Linked DNA regions of Homo sapiens: region 2 is linked to region 1. Evidence: read pairs that join two places in POLR2A ChIA-PET (ENCODE). Cell type or tissue: OCI-LY7. All regions are shown on one strand. Links, peaks and the distances in the headings refer to the core of each region. The heading gives the core; the rest is flanking DNA.

The links. ChIA-PET counts read pairs that join two places held together with the same protein. Peaks named below come from ENCODE experiments on the same cell type or tissue, not always from the same donor. Only the 100,000 strongest peaks of a DNase experiment are listed, where the experiment ranks them.
Region 2: POLR2A ChIA-PET joins it to region 1 with 6 read pairs; 2 of 35 experiments call an interaction of 5 or more read pairs at or near these places.

The regions. Positions count from the first base shown.
Region 1 is chr17:21,050,920-21,055,300 of GRCh38, reverse strand. No RefSeq gene overlaps it. Among named protein-coding and RNA genes, the nearest start is that of USP22, 10 kb to the right of the region's middle. RefSeq lists an enhancer at 3,300-3,886. In OCI-LY7, for the core only: a CTCF peak has its summit at 312; DNase peaks (open chromatin) are centred at 1,430, 2,120, 3,030, 3,310 and 1 weaker place; H3K4me3 peaks cover 2,755 bases; H3K27ac peaks cover 3,668 bases.
Region 2 is chr17:21,314,975-21,319,355 of GRCh38, reverse strand. It overlaps MAP2K3 (mitogen-activated protein kinase kinase 3), which reads right to left. Exons shown (of 12, transcript NM_145109.3): 12 at 4,124-4,381. Among named protein-coding and RNA genes, the nearest start is that of MAP2K3, 32 kb to the right of the region's middle. RefSeq lists enhancers at 143-819, 820-1,496, 1,834-2,343. In OCI-LY7, for the core only: CTCF peaks have their summits at 2,419 and 2,621 (motif pointing left); no DNase peak of the experiment used is centred there; H3K4me3 peaks cover 512 bases.

The sequences.
Region 1 (4,381 bases), core at 146-4,145:
TCTCCTGACCTCGTGATCCGCCCACGTCAGCCTCCCAAAGTTAAAAAGCTCTTTTCTAAAAAAAAAAAAAAAAAAAAAAAAAGAAAGAAAGAAGAGAAAAATCCTGTTTCAGCTGGAAATTGAGGCTGCTTCTTTGTGTCAAAGAATGTTCCAGTCTCACTAACATGGTTTCAAACAGCAAAGTTTCTGACAGTCCGTGATTTTACAGAACAAGGTTCTCTAAAATCTATAGTTTACATTTTCTATAGGTTGACAATCACAGAGGAGGACTGTGGCTAAGAGACACTCCTGCAGGTCATCACGGTGAGACGGGGAAGGAGGACTCCCAGGTGGACAGGATAAGATAAAGATGGTTCTGAAGCTGTAGGTGGCACTGTGCCCAGGGCATTTTGGGATCCAGTTCAAGCTGTGGTCCTAGGGTCATCCTCACACCTCCCTTCACAGTGTGGCCCTCACTCCTTCAGTCTGGATGCCTCCGGGTACCCTGTTTACCCTTCAAGGCTCTCAATCTTAAGTGGTGTCTGTGTTGATAGACAAGCCAGGCTCTCCCATGGTGATGGCAGTCTTGGTGAGGTTGTATGGGGTGTCCATGAGTGGGTGATTCTCATAATGAGCTGCACGAACCCCCATATGGTGAGGTTGCACTGTATGGTGAAGGGGGGTCCAGGGATTTTCACAGCTGGCCTATGTGGTGGAAAGCAGTCACTGTCCTCTGGATTTCCAACGGGAAAGGATGTGTTGCTGTGGGATCCAGGGTTGGCCTGGCAGGCCCTTAGTAACGTGAAAAGAAATTGGACTAGAAGAGAGGTTTTGTTTTGTTTTGAGCTAGAGTCTCACTCTGTCGCCCAGGCTGGAGTGCAGTGGTGAGATCTCGGCTCACTGCAGCCTCTGCCTCCTGAGTTCAAGCGATTCTCCCACCTCAGCCTCCCGAGTAGTTGGGACTACAGGTGCCCGCCACCACACCCAGCTAATTTTTTTGTAGAGACAGGGTTTCACCAGGTTGGCCAGGCTGGTCTTGAACTCTTGACCTCAAGTGATCCGCCATCCTCGGCTTCCCAAAGTGCTGGGATTACAGGCGTGAGCCAACGCACCCAGCCAGAAGAGAGGTTTTGAAGGATCACCCAGAACCTGCATGGAAAGCCCCACAGCCTCCCTGCAGAGGACTGCCTGGGATCCAAAGCCAAAGTCGGTGACTTTGCTTTACATCTTCACCTGACAACTGGAAGGACCCAGGCCGTTTGCAGTCTGTGTGGCTGAGGTTGAACCCAACTATGAACTGAGCTCTGCCTGGGTTCTGGTTTGAGAACTAGAGGGACTGAGCTGACCACTAGCTATGGTTATTATGTCAGTGATCCCATAACTTCAAGTGGGGAGTGGCCACATGGCCCAGGTCTCTGGATCAGTCGTGCATGTGACCTATCCCTTCTGTCCACCCACCCAAGCTGACACGCTCTTAAGATATGCAAATGTTGGCCCAGCGCGGTGGCTCATACCTGCAATCCCAGCACTGTGGGAGGCCGAGGCGGGTGGATCACGAGGTCAGGAAATCGAGACCATCCTGGCTAACATGGTGAAACCCCGTCTCTACTAAAAATACAAAAAAAAAAAAATTAGCCAGGCGTGGTGGTGGGTGCCTGTAGTCCCAGCTACTCGGGACGCTGAGGCAGGAGAATGGCATGAACCCGGGAGGCAGAGCTTGCAGTGAGCCGAGATCGCGCCACTGCACTCCAGCATGGGCAACAGAGCCAGACTCTGTCTCAAAAAAAAAAAAAAATGCAAATATGTGGGGCCAGGCACGGTGGCTCACGCCTGTAATCCCAGCACTTTGGGAGGCCAAGGTGGGTGGATCACCTAAGGTTGGGAGTTTGAGACCTGCCTGACCAACATGGAGAAACCTCGTCTCTACTAAAAATACATAATTAGCCGGGCATGGTGGCACATGCCTATAATCCTAGCTACTCGGGAGGCTGAGGCAGGAGACTCGCTTGAACCCGGGAGGCAGAGGTTGCGGTGAACCGAGATCGCACCACTGCACTCCAGCCTGGGCAACAAGAGTGAAACTCCATCTCAAAAAAAAAAAAGATATGCAAATGTTTTCACATCTGTCATGTCTGATATAGTAGTAGCTAGCCACATGTGGCTGCTGAGCACTTCAAATCTGACTAGCATGACTGAGGAACTGAATGTTTAATTTTATTTAATTTTAGTTAATTGAAATTGAAATTGAGAAACTGATTCTTGATTCAGTTTTGGAAAACTTGTATGTTTGGAATGCCTTGGATACTTGGCTCTACTTGTTCTCCTACAGAGACCGTAATTCCACGTAATCAGGTTGCTTGAAGTTGTCCTTCAGCTCTGTTCATTTTTGTTTGTTTTTTATATCTACCATGTTTCTACTGAACATGTTCAATCTCTCCTCTAGCTTTTTGAACAGACGGAATGTATTTACAGTAGCCATTTTAGTGCCCTTGACTACTAAATCTGTGTCCCGCATTTCACTTTGAGGTCTGTTTCCGCCGATTGAATTTTCTCTTCTTTATAGGTTGCGTATTTCTGTTTCTTTGCAGGCTTGGTAAGTTTTGACTGGATGCTAGACACTGAAATTTTTACCTTGTTTGGTGCTTCTCCTTCCCATCCCCTTCTTTCTCTTTGAAAAATATTTTGGTTTTGTGTTCCTTAAACGTTTGAGAGGCTTTGTTCTGGATCACAGGTAAGTTACTGGAAGCAGTTTGTTCCTTTTAAGCTTTTATGCTTTATAAGGAATGACCAGGTAGATCAGCCTTATTCTAGGGCTACTTTGCTCCCACTACTAAGGCAACACCCTCCTGAGCCCCCTTCCTGATGACCTATGTATTACCAGGTGTCTCCACTCTGGCTGTTCGGAATGTGAACTATTTCTAGCCCTGCAAGCTCCAGGAACTGTTCCATCTGCTTTTTTCTGGCAGTTATTTCCCCTGCCTCATGTAGTTTCAGTAAAAACTTAACTTGCAGCCTCCACGACATGTCAACCTACACTGGCCTGTAAGCAAAAAGCCTTGAGGGGATCAGTGGCAGATTTCTGAAATGCAGTCTCTGTGCAGCTCTCTTTGGTCATTTGTCCTGTGAATCCTAGCCACCGTTACCTCCCTACATTGTCAACTCATGAAACGTGTTGGTCTCTGTCTGGGAGAGTGGCCGACCTTCCCAGTTTAACCAGGACTGAGGAGTTCCCAGGACCAGGACTCTCAGCGTCAAAGCTGGGGAATCTCAGGTGCCCTGCACTGGGCTGCCTGGCCTCATACTGCAGCCTGCAAGCTCTGTCCAGGCAGCAGCTGGAGAGCTGCAGGGCTCAAATCACGGTTCTGCACTTCCTGTTTTCCGGTGTTTGGAAACCAATGTTTCTCCCTCTTTTTTTTTGAGACAGAGTCTCGCCCTGTCGCCAGGCTGGAGTGCAATGGCGCAATCTCTGCTCACTGCAAGCTCCGCCTCCCGGGTTCAAGCGATTCTCCCGCCTCAGCCTCCTGAGTAGCTGGGACTACAGGTGCGTGCAACCACGCCCAGCTAATTTTTGTATTTTTAGTAGAGACGAGGTTTCACCATGTTGGCCAGGATGGTCTCAATCTCCTGACCTCGTGATCCACCCGCCTCCGCCTCCCAAAGTGCTGGGATTACAGGCATGAGCCACTGCGCCCTGCCTGGAAACCAATGTTTCTTATAGTTTGTCTCGGTTTTCATTGTTGTTGTTTAAAGCAGGAGGCAAAATCTGTCCTGACACTCCATCACAGGTGGAAGTGGAAGACATTTAGCCTAGTAACATCTAAAGGAATTATTGATAATGTTTGTAGTTACGTCTGCTATTTTATTATTTGATTTTTGTTTGTTCTCTGTGATTTTGTTCCTCTTTTTCTTCCCTTCCTGCCTTATTTTGGGTTATTTGAATATTGTTATAATTCTATTTTCTGGCTGGGCATGGTGGCTCACACCTATAATCCCAGCACTTTGGGAGGCCAAAGTGGGTGGATCATCTGAGTTCAGGAGTTTGAGACCAGCCTGGGCAACATGGTGAGACACTGTCTCTAAGAAAAATACAAAAAATTAGCTGGGGTGATGGCATGTGCCTGTAGTCCCAGCTACTCAGGAGGCTGAGGTGGGAGGATCACTTCAGCCTGGGAGGCAGAGGTTGCAGTGAGCCAAGATCCTGCCACTGCATTCCAGCCTGGGTGACAGAGTGAGACCCTGTCTCAAAAAAAAAATTCAGTTACACCTCTTTGCATCATTTTTTAGTGGCTATTCTAGGGATTATAATATCAACCTGTGTGTTTTCATAATCTATTTAAATTTAATATTGTAGCTCTTCACATAAAATATGGAAATCTTAGAACTTTATAAGTCCATTTACACC
Region 2 (4,381 bases), core at 321-4,320, 260 kb before region 1:
CACAGCCCCTGCCCACAGGGAAACCAGGATGAGATAATGCTGGTGTTGGGGGCCTGTATTCATCTGTTTCATTGTTGCTATAACAAAATACCACAAACTGGATGATTTCTTCTTCATTCTTTTCTTAAATTGAGACAGGGTCTCAATCTGTCACCCAGGCTGGAGTGCAGTGGCAATCACCGCTCATTGCAGCCTCGAACTCCTGGGCTCAGGCAATCCTCCCACTTCAGCTCCTGGAGTAGCTGGGACTACAGACATGCACCACCACACCTGGCTTTTTTGTACAGATGAGGTGTTGCTATGTTGCCCCAGCTGGTCGTGAGCTCCTGGCCTCAAGCGATCCGCCCGCCTTGGCCTCCCAAAGTGCTAGGATTACAAGTGTGAGCCATGTGCCCAGCCCAGACTGGGTACTTTCTAAACAACAGAAATTTCTCAGGGTTCTGGAGGCTGGGAAATCAAGATCCAGGCCGGCATCTGACAAGGCCTCCCTGCTGTGTCCTCCCATGGCTGAAGGAAGGCCGAAAGGCAAGAGAGTGCTGGAGGCAGCAGGGGAGGGCAAAACGCCCTTTTATTACAACCAACCCCCTCGGTAACTAACCCACTGGGAGATGGCTGGCAGCATTCATCCATTCAGGAGGGCAGGCCCCCAGGATCTAATCCTGCTGTGAGGCCCCACCTCCCAACACAGCAGCTTGGGGGACATATTCAATCCTTCCGGCCCCTGCCGATTCCCTGGGGGAAGAGGGACTTGACCACAGTTTCGGGGCTGCTGGAGCCTGAGCCGCCAGGTGGGCAGCACGGGCCTCCTTGGGCTCCGCCCTCAGAAGCAGAGCTCGGCCCCGAGGGAGGGCATGGGAGCGGGAGCGCAGCCGGGACGCTAACCCCCGGCACGGGTGCTGCCTGCTGTTTGACTTGGAGCTCCTGGCTTCCCTTCTCTGAGGTGCAGAGTCCTCAGCCAGCACAACGCGCCTATCGGCTCAGTATCGGCTCGCTCCTGGAAAGCCTTCCCAGAGCAGACCCCCGGAATAAACGGAATGGCAGCACTGTCCCCAGACCACCTCCCGCACAGCCCTGCTGCCTGCTGCCTGCGCTGGGCCTTGCGGCAGCCTTCCTGCACCTGCCCTGTCTCCTGTGAGCAAGGCCGGCTCCTCCTGGTCTTGCGGGGGAGGCGGCCAGTGGGCAAGAATGAAAATGAATAAATGTGAAGAAAGTGCGGCAGGACAAGTGTGGTCAGGGAGGCATCTGAGCAGACCCCAAAGCGGGAGCACATCCGGGGAAGAGCGTTCCGGGAGGAGAACAAGACAGCTCCTGCAGAGGCCCTGCACCGCCAGGCTCGGGGTGAAGCGCAGGGAGCCAGGCACAGGGTACAGGGGAGGCAGGGGTGGGCGCCCGGGGTGGGGCACTGTGGACCATGAGGAGGCCCCCACCGAAGACGGTAGCTGCAGCAGGGATCTGGAGGAGAGGCTTCACGCCCTGGCCTCTAGAAGGGAATTCGCCAAATCCTCCCTCCGCAGCCTCCCTGCTCCTGAGCAGGCCTGTCTGCTGCATTTTTTTCTTTTTTCTTTTTTTTTTTTTTTTTGAGACGGAGTGTTACTCTGCCCCCCAGGCTGGAGTGTAGCACCTCGATCTCAGCTCACTGCAACCTCTGCCTCCCAGGTTCAAGCGATTCTCTTGCCTCAGCCTCCCAGATAGCTTGGATTACAGATGTGCGCCACCATGCCCGTCTAATTTTTGTATTTTTTTAAGTAGAGACGCAGTTTCACCATCTTGGCCAGGCTGGTCTCGAACTCCCGACCTCAGGTGATCCACCTACCTCAGCCTCCCAAAGTGCTGGGATTACAGGCGTGAGCCAACACGCCCGGCCTGTCTGCTGCAGTTTTAATGCTGCCTGATGAGGAGGCTCTCACGGCTGTAATTGAACAAAGTCTACATGCCTCTGCCATCTCCCAGTCCAGAGACTCATTAATCCCGGGCCTGGAAGAGGCGCCTGCCCGGACCCTGCTGCCTGACAGGAAATGCGGGCGTCCGGCCTCGGGGGAGGGGGGGGCGGCCGCTCCCCATCCCCATTCCCCCACCTCAGGGACAGGGAACAGGGGAGAGGGGCCCTGCCGCTTGAGACCTCCACGGGTAGTATAAACTGTCAAGGGCCTGTGCTTTGTAAATGTTAGTGACCTGCGCACTGGCTTCCGCACTCTGATGGCTGGACACGCTCTGTAAAAGCCAAAGGGTCCCATAAATGGCAAGGGAACTGCAAACGACTGGGGCTGCAGTCGTGCGCGGAGGAGCCTGCTCTCTGTGAAGGGCTGCGGCATCCAGCCAGGCCTGCGGCGTCCAGCCAGGCCTGCGAGCCGCGAGGGGCGCGGTGGCCTGCGGGGCGCTGGGTAACTTCAGGGGCGCGCACGGTAAATCTCTAGGCGTTGGGTCTGCTGCTGTCTGCAGGCTGCAGAGTCCCCGGAAGCCCCGAGGGCCGGGCCAGGGGGTGCACACGGGCAGGACAGCCGCAGAGGCCGAGAACTGGGCTGACGCGTGGCAAGCCCGCGGCCTCCAGCTGCGCCGAGGACGCACGAGGACGCGGACGGGCGCTCGGGGCCGGGCGGGGCTCCAGGACACGCGGTTGAAGCCGAGCTCTACCGCCCCCTGGCGGCTACAGGAGACAGAGCCTGGGGCCGCGCCCCGGCAAGGGATTCATTCCCTCCCTCCCCCCTTCCCTCCCTCCCTCATTCATTCTTTCATGTGTTCATTCAGCAGAAGCCGAGCGCTCCCTCGGTGTCGGCAGCATTCTCAGCGCTGACGACACAACAGTGACAAGTCAGGTCTCGGCCAGGATAACCCAGGATAATAAGCTAGATTGGCTGGGCCTAGTGGGCGGAGGCTGTTTGAGCCAGAGTGGTCCTGGAAGACCTCGCTGAGGAGGTGACATGGGAGACCGGGATGGGGTTGGGGGGAGCCAGCCACAGGAAGACGGGGGAGGGGGTGTTCTACGCAGAGGGGACAGCCAGTGCAAAGGCCCTGGGGTGAAAACAAGTCTTCATGATTGAAGGATGGAGAGAGGGAGACAACAGCTCCCAGGAACTGTTCGCCCCTGTGCCAGGGAAGGGTTAGTGGGCAGAGACCTGTCCCAGACTGGGGCTGGAGGACAGGAGGAGTGCAGAGACAGACCCCATGGGGACCCTCCTCCTGGGAACACACCCTAAGCTTCCTCAGAGGACCACAGAGACCCTGCTCTCAGACCTTGAGCTGTAGTGGGCGGAGTCCCCTCATGCCTGACCTGACCTGAGCTGTCACACCCACCCTCCTGGCCTGGGGATGAATTCGACTCCTTCCCAGCTGGTAAGAGCCAGTCCTGGGACTTCAGGAGTACCCTGGGCACGGTGTGCCGAGCTCTTGGAGTCCCTGGGTCCTGACTGGTCCCCATGAGGGGGTGAACCTGAGACGGATGAACAGCCAAGGTGGATGCAAGTCCTTCAGGCCATCAGCTGAACTTCGAACCTAACGGTACCTGAAGCTGAGCACACCCGGCTTACGTGAGCAAATTCCCTGCTGCCCCAGCCATGCTGCCAGCGTCACAGGGCCAGACTGCAGGGCGCCTTCATCAGGCTGCCCCTACTCCCCTCGGAGCCTTCTCCGGAGCCCACCACCTGTCCCCAAGTCTGTTTTTCTGTCTTATAAGCTGTGTGGCTTTGGGTAAGTGATGTCAGCTCTCTGGGTCTGTTGTTCCCATCTGTAAACTGGAGGTCAGGTAACCTCCATGAGGTCACCGTGTCCAGCCCAGGCAAAGTGTGCAGGGTGCTCGCTGCTCTGTGACCTGGCTGTCATCACTACTTCAGGACAGTGGGATGGGTGGCCGCCACCAGCAGACTGGACCTGTGTGTTCGCTGCTCTGTCCAGTGTCAGTACAGGGCCTGGTGCCTGGATGATCACAGGATGTTACCTCATCACAGCCCTCTGGGGGCCTCTGTGTCCTCAGATGTAGAAGGGCCTGGTAGGTTGGCAGTCCTCCCTCCCCTGAGCACGACACCCTGCCCCTGGCCCAGAGACAAGGGTCCCTTGAAGGGCCACAACCTTCCCCAAGTAAGAGGGGGGCTCACAGGTGTCATACACAATCTCACACAACCTTTAGTCCTTTTTTTTTTTTTTTTTTTAATTAAAACAGCAACCAGGTAACTGCCCCAACCCATCAGGGAAAGGACCCGGGATGGGCAGTCGTTTTTTCAAAAAAATATATTTTCTTTTTTTAAAAACAACACCAAAGCAAACCCATAGCCCCTGTCAAGCCAGTCCTCAGGGAGAGTGAGCTGGAAGGCTCCCCCTGCACTTCTCTGAGCAGAGATCTTGGGCCCCTCCCACTGGACCCCAGCCTGAGCAGAGGGCAAGGCTCTGC